2 separate regions of the Homo sapiens genome follow, and region 2 is linked to region 1. The links are chromatin contacts, found by Hi-C or POLR2A ChIA-PET in ENCODE. All regions are on one chromosome and are shown on one strand. The core of a region is the stretch at or near the end of the contact, and the rest is flanking DNA. Distances in the headings are between cores, read along the strand shown. Region 1 holds the start of ARK2C (arkadia (RNF111) C-terminal like ring finger ubiquitin ligase 2C). Region 2 has its middle 18 kb from the start of ARK2N.

The links. Hi-C counts contacts between places; a loop is a spot of excess contacts on that map. ChIA-PET counts read pairs that join two places held with the same protein, here RNA polymerase II (POLR2A). Pooled maps may share reads with other maps.
Region 2: a loop to region 1 is called in a pooled map, with 2.2 times the contacts of the local background. The contact joins the enhancer-like site here to the promoter of ARK2C in region 1. A Hi-C loop is called at or near these places in 4 of 168 maps with a recorded cell type or tissue (PC-9, mammary epithelial cell, naive thymus-derived CD4-positive, alpha-beta T cell and 1 more), 7 of 37 single-sample maps with no recorded cell type and 9 of 50 pooled maps. POLR2A ChIA-PET finds 5 or more read pairs at or near these places in 2 of 52 experiments (OCI-LY7 and activated T-cell).

The regions. Positions count from the first base shown.
Region 1 is chr18:46,332,329-46,335,904 of GRCh38, reverse strand. It overlaps ARK2C (arkadia (RNF111) C-terminal like ring finger ubiquitin ligase 2C), which reads right to left and starts at 1,887. Exons shown (of 8, transcript NM_152470.3): 1 at 1,570-1,887. The coding sequence starts at 1,630. RefSeq lists enhancers at 1,834-2,444, 2,445-3,056.
Region 2 is chr18:46,154,272-46,157,651 of GRCh38, reverse strand. No RefSeq gene overlaps it. Among named protein-coding and RNA genes, the nearest start is that of ARK2N, 18 kb to the left of the region's middle. RefSeq lists a silencer at 1,561-1,767. Within about 2 kb of position 1,736, at least 6 of the 41 ENCODE cell types and tissues checked have a DNase peak (open chromatin) inside an H3K27ac peak, as active enhancers do; they include PC-9 and mammary epithelial cell, where a contact is called at or near this core.

The sequences.
Region 1 (3,576 bases), core at 638-3,137:
GTTGACCATTCACTGAGCTACACAATGAAGAAAAAAAAAGATTTGATAAATGCAGAATGTCATCATTCTATCATCACACAAAAAACTGCGGTTCAAACAGGCCTAAGGGGGCCAAGCTTGCCTTTTAGGTTCTGGGGAGAGGCGCGGGGCTGGGGACAGCTGGGCTGGATAAAATAGGGCTGGGCTTTCCTTTTCTTGCCCAATCGGGCCCCTGGGGCGCACTAAAGCGCTGGCCCTGCGACCCCACCCCCCACCCCGACTTGGTAGAGGAGCCCTGGTCGGCCAAGGGAAGACATCATTCTGTGTATGAGGGAGTGGGGAGAGGGGGAGGAGGGCCTGAGCCAGCAGGGATTTAAGCAGACGTGGAGTGGGAGAGGATAGAAGAAACATTTCCAAGACGAGAAATGTGAGTCCAGAGGCAGAATACAAAAAAGAAAAAAAATGAATCTAAATGCATCTCGGATTTGCTTGGGAGGTGGGAATTTTTTATTAAAAGAAAATGAAAGAAATGTGGAGTGGAGGTGGGGAGAAGAGGGGAAAATCAAGCTATTGTTGTAGCAGAATGTGAGGGAGAGGGGATGTGGGGAAAGGGGACCGTGCAAACACACCCCATTTATCACAGTTAAAAACAAAGCCCGCGCCGGCCCGCTGCTTTGTCAACCGCTGCCCGGGGCAAAGGCCTGGCGTGGGGGCAGCTTCCCACCTCATCCTCACACACAGCACAACACCCAAGGGCCGGACGCCCCGCTCCAGCCGGACCCAAGGAGGGCACAGCAGCGCAGGTCTGACTCTCCGAGGCGCGCGCGCACACTCGCACACATGCACACACACATACAGACACACACACACACACACACACGCGCCCAAGCATCTTGAACCCGTGTATGCAACTGTCATACAAAGACAGTTGCGGGGGGCGGGGTGAGCAGGGCAATAGCACAAGGGCGATGCACAAAAAGGGTTAAAGACGAAAAAAGGATGGGATGGAAAATCGTGCAAGTGCCCACGAGAGGGTGGGGGCTGGGGCATGGGATAGGGCAGAGACCCAGGTCCCAGCTAGCCAGCCATCGGTACTAATGAACAAAAAATGAATACAAAACACACATAACACAAAACACACATATACCTCAAAAAAAGCAAACCACAGAAAACCAAGCATGCTCTCGCGCGCGCGCTCTCTCTCTCTCTCACACACACACACACACACACACACACACACACACACACACACACGGTCATGTATCTTTCTCCTTTCGATCATACAGGGCTAGGTATTAGGGGAAGGGGCTGTGATTTGGGGGAACCACGTCCGCCGCAAAAAATAAAAAATGGGGCTGGGGAGGAAGGGACCCAAATTCGCCAAACCCTAACTTCACTACAAAAGCTCCCACGAGGGCGGCCGCCCCCACCCTCGGGGGTCCCCCTAAAATGGGGTGGGGGGAAGCCACCGCTCGCCCTGCGTCCTCGCGGGTGTGCCCTGAGCCCCCGGCCGCCCGCGGCGCCCGCCCCCGCCCCGGTGCCTGCGGCGATCCACGCTCCGAAGCAGACCCCGAAAGGAAAAAGCGATACCTCTGTTTCGCACAGAGCCAAACACTGGAAGCACGAGATAGCCGACGTGGACCAGGACCATCCTGGCTCCTCGCGCGGCGGCGGCGGCGGCGGCTGCGCGCGGGCCCTTTGTGGCGCGGCTCCGGGGCGCGGGCGCGGGCGGCGGCGGGGCTGCGGGAGCCGCCGGGGCGGGAGGCGGAGCGCGGGGCGCGGGCGGCGGTGGGGCGGCGGCTGGCGGGGAGACAGATGGCCCATGGAAAGGCTCCCTTCCCGGCCCCTCTCGACATTCAAAGGCGCTGGGGCCGCAGCTGCCGCCACACAAAGGCGCGCGCAGCCAATGGGAGCGGAGCGCAGCGCGGCGCGGCCTCGCCGGAACCGCGGGGGACAGCGGGGACCGCGGGCGCGCGGGTGGCGGAGGGAGGGAGGGGTGACGGCTGGAAGGGGGCCGGCGGCCAATCGCTGCGGCCCGCTGCGGGGCGCGAGGGAGGGGTCAGCCCCACGGGAAGCGTGGAGCCCAGCGCGGGTCCCTGGCCGCCCGCGGGCCGGAGAGGGCGCGCGTGAAGCGCCCCTGCACAGACATGGGCGGCGTGAACACGGAACGTGCACACATGGAGAGGGACGTGCACTCAGACATGTGGAGGTGCGTTCCTTAGTGCAGAGAGACGGGCACGAGCGCCCTTAGTGCACACGACCCTGAGGTCCCTGCACACCGCGCACGGGTCACTCGGGGACGTGCGCTCGGAGGCTGGCGCACGTGTAGAGCCTGACTGCGGGCACAAGGGAAGCTGGAATGCGAACAAGCAGCCGCAAACAGGACCCAGGCACTGTCACACAGACATGCACACACCAAACGCCTTGTTAACGCAGGACGCGTGCCAAGAACGCATTCTCAGAGACACACAGAGGGAACACACGATGCAGACACAGGTAAGACACGCACACTCCCCAGGCTCTCTGCCTGGCGCACCGCGTCGTTGCTCTTGGAGAGCACAAAGCTCACAATAATTATTTGCTGAATTGAAATTCACTCATTCACTGAGGTCTTTGCCAACAGTCTACACAGAGACACACTGCCCAGAAAACCCAGGGCCACTCATCTACCTTTTGCCCTGATCTGAGACAGGTACACCCAGCCATGTGCACAGACACGCCCACTTCCACAGCCAGCAGGCGGATATGTAACATCAGGCTCTGAGGCTCCTGCAAATTCACACGTGGAGGCGCAGCCACCGTGTCACATGTGCCCTGTGACAGTCCAGCTGGGGACAAGCAAGACCCAATCAAAGAGCCTTCACCGCAAGCTTTGTTGCCAGGAGGACGACTGAGGCGGTGTTCTTGCATGCTCAGCTGACCTTCTGTGAAAACTCCCAAGGCAACCCTACGCCTACAATCAGGCTCACAGTTCACACACTAAGGCCAGAGAATGCTTCAGGGGCCCACCCACGGGCAGAAAGACAGAGGACATTCCCTACATTGGGACTTGTCTTCAAAGCCCAGTGGTTTCTTTCTTTAATGAGTCTGATAAATAGGAGATGGTAAAAATCACAGTATGTGGAGCTGGAAAGAATCTAATCCAACCCCAACCTGCCCTCACCTTGGAAAAGGAGGGTCATTCATTTAATCCATGCTGTGTTGAGCAAGGGCATAGGGAGGTGATCCCGATCTGCCCAAGATCCCAATTCTTGGAGGCCAGAGAGGGCCTCAGAGATGCCAACGGGCAATCACCATAGAGCTTGTTCCATGCAGAAATGGGCAGCACGGGAAGCTGGGCAAACGGGGAGCCTTGGAGGGGCACCCAGCCCAGTGGGTGGCAAGGGGAGGAGTTGAGGCTGACTCCGGGAAAGTGACTTCTAAGGCTTTTGAGACTTGAAGAATAAAGAATGGGAGAAGTGAGGTAAGACAATGGACAAGACAGCAAAGGGAAAACCACAGCCTGGCTTTACCCAGACAGCTACCATATTCCCAGTGGCAAGGGCAGAACCCAGGGTTCACCATTCTCTCTCCCATAAGCCCGTGGATCTCTCAGGC
Region 2 (3,380 bases), core at 487-2,986, 180 kb after region 1:
CCATTTTGTGCTGCAGCTTCTTCCTCACCCTTCTCTTTTGTATGGTGCCCCAGCTCACACCTTGGTCCACATTTACCCTCCAGTCATTGTTGCAGTTGCCTGTAGGTATCACCTGCCCCGGGGTTTCCCTCCTGGGACACTCTGGATTGCATGTGGACAAACCTAGAAGACAGAAGGAGTTAACATCCTATGGGGCAACCTTGACCCGAGGGGGCCAGAACTGGTGGATAAACATCCTCTATTATTTCCCTCAGACGAACAATTTTGAAGCTCGTTCTTTGGTTCTCTTTAGGGGCAAACAGGTGGACCACGCCCAGGCGGCCTCCCTGGAGATGAGCTTGATAAGGCAGCACACATTGGAATGGCTCTCCCTCCTTCCTTGGGTCACTCTCTCCAGTTCCTCACTCCTGTTCTGGGGTAATTCCCAAAATTAATGACCTGTGTGCAAGCTCTTGTCTGAGACTCTGCTTCTGTGGGAAACCCCAGCTGAGAGCTCTCCTTTCTCCCCAGGCCCCACTCTGTTTTTCCTTCTCTGTGCTGCTGTTTTTCTCCTCAAGTTCTGTTCTCCTCAGTCAGCCTTGGAGACACTGTGTTCCCAGGCAGGCTGCACATGACGAGGTGGGAGAGTACACCTCCACTTGGCTCACTGGAAACCAAGGGAACCAAGGTCAAGGAGGGCAGCAAGCACAAGAGAGGGACTACAGAGGGGAGGGGATGCTTCCAGCCCTGAGAAGTCTTCTTTGGAATAGAAGTGACTGGTCTAGCCTGAGAGAGAGTACGGCCTGATGTTCTTCCTGGATACCCTGCGCTCCTTGGATGTAGGCCTGGTGCTGGTTGGTGGCATGATCTGCAGGTCTCGGAGGATCCTTCCTGTCCTGCTCAGCTCACCTGGGCTTTCTCTGTGTGGGGCTTCTTCTCCAGCCTCCAAGTATACAACTTGACCTTGAGCAGCCCTCTGTTCTCCATCCTCACTGAAGACACAGCAGAAGGACTTTATTTACATTTAGTCTGTGGCAGGAAGGACCCATCCACTGAAGGGGTTCCCCCTCTGTGTCAGGCTTTGCTCAGGCTGTTGTAAGAACCTGTCACCATCTAGTCTCAGGAATGGTAAAACACTCCCCAGGCCAGGTGTGGTGGCTCATGCCTGTAATCCTAGCACTTTGGGAGGCCAAGGCCAGCCAGTTTACTTGAGGTCAGGAGTCCAAGACCAGCCTAGCCAATATGGTGAAATGCTTTTTCTACTAAAAATAAAAAAAAACAAAATTAGCAGGAAATCGCTTGAACCCAGGAAGCAGAGTTGCAGTGAGCCAAGATCGCACAACTGCACTGCAGCCTGGGCAACAGAGCAAGACTCTGTCTCAGAACAAAACAAAACAAAACACACTCCCCAAACGGTCACATTCCAAGCAACAGGTAAGGGAACAATAGAGTAAATTCTGGACTGATTCAAGCCTTGACAAAATTTCTAGGGTGGAAGAGTGAGAAGGAGAGCAACATTTCATGAAAAAACAAGGTCAGAATTTATTTGCAGTGAATAATACTCTAGCCCTCCAACTCAAGTATGCAAGAAACATCACTTTCTTCATTTCCTAGAAATCAATTTGATTTCTACTTTAAGGCCCCCACCTGGCAGGAGAATTCATACCAGTCATTGCTGAGGTTTCATTTGCCTTCCCCACCCAGGAAACCCCAGACACAATAGTTCTAAGAAGACATAGATGTGGCCAGAGGAACTTCCAGGTACAGCACTCAACCTAGTCTGCTCTATTGGGTAAGACGGGCATGAGGTCGCCTCCCATTAGGACTAGTGATAGCATAATAGAATAGAGTCCTAGAAACTGAGACAAGGAAGCTGCAAACTCAGCCTGAGCTCCTTGAGAAGGATTGACTCACTGAGGGGGAGAACTCTGAGCCATGACTCTAAGAATGACAAGAATTTTGCCTCATAGAGAAGAGGAAAAGCATTCTGGAAAGATGTCACAGTGGAATGAAAGGACTAGGTCATTTTGGGAATGAGTGCCCAGAGGCTGATACTCATTTGGATGTGGAGAAGGCAAGGGTAAGGGAGGAATTTAGAAAAAAGAAAAAAATCTCCTTTGAGACAAGCCTGGCCAACATGGTGAAACCCTGTCTCCACTAAAAATACAAAAATTAGCCGGGTGTGGTGGCACACTCCTGTAATCCCAGCACTTTGGGAGGCCAAGGCAGGTGGATCACTTGAGGTCAGGAGTTCGAGACCAACCTGGCCAACATTGCAAAACCCCATCCGTACTAAAAATACTAAAAATTAGCTGGGCATGGTGGCGGGCACCTGTAATCCCAGATACTCGGGAGGCTGAAGTGGGAGAATCGCTTGAATCTGGGAGGTGGAGGCTGCAGTGAGCCCAGATCATATAGCTGCACTCCAGTGTGGATGACGGAGTGAGACCCTGTCTCGAAAAAAGAAAAAAAGAACAAAATCCCAAGGAAGACTTATAACGTGGACTGTGATTTTTTTTTTTTCTCTTGCTAGGGTTGGGGCCTGTGTAATAAATAACCCTTTCTCTTTCTCTCCTCAAGTTTGGAAGCAACTAAAAAATAAGATGCAGGAAACAGGCGAACACTTAAATGTCAACTTTATGGCAGATCAAAGCTGGATTGGGGGACACGGTGCAAATGAGCAGCCTCCATGAACTTCCTATCCCATTCCTGTCACAGCAAATGTAGACAGACTATTCAACCAGTCACAGGAGCGCTGCCCTGTCTGAGCAGCCCAGAATCTACTCTCAGGCAAGTCCTAAAGAGAATACCTGGTGAGGCTTCCCACCTCAACTTCTCCCTTGAAATCTTCACACCAGAAGGTGATCTGGTTTCATGCTCTACCTCCCACCATGGTCTTGAAATATAAAGGAGGGCAGCTGACATGAGATCCATGGGGATTAATATTTCCTGGTGACATTTCAGGTAAAATATTGGGTGGAGAAAATATTACCGGATGGGAACCATTCTTCTTGCCGGGAGAGTCAGGCCAGAGAGACTCCAGGAATGTGGCTCCAATAGAGACCCCTCCACAGGGAAGCAAGAAGTAGGGGATGGAGTTTCCATTTCACAACCCATATCCACCCTGTGGGCACTCGCATTGTTATTGCTTTCTGAAATAAAGAACTACCTCACATCTGCGTAGAAATCAAACTTTTCAGAGTACTTTCACATCCATAAAACAAGAACATAGATACAAAGTAGAAGAGTTTTCTAAAATCATCTAAGCCTATTTCTCCTTTTACAGATGATAAAATTCAGGCTAAGAGCATTAAGAGACCAGGCAAGGTGGATCACCTGAGGTCAGGAACTCGAGACCAGCCTGGCCAACATGGTGATGGATGCCGGTAGTCCCAGCTACT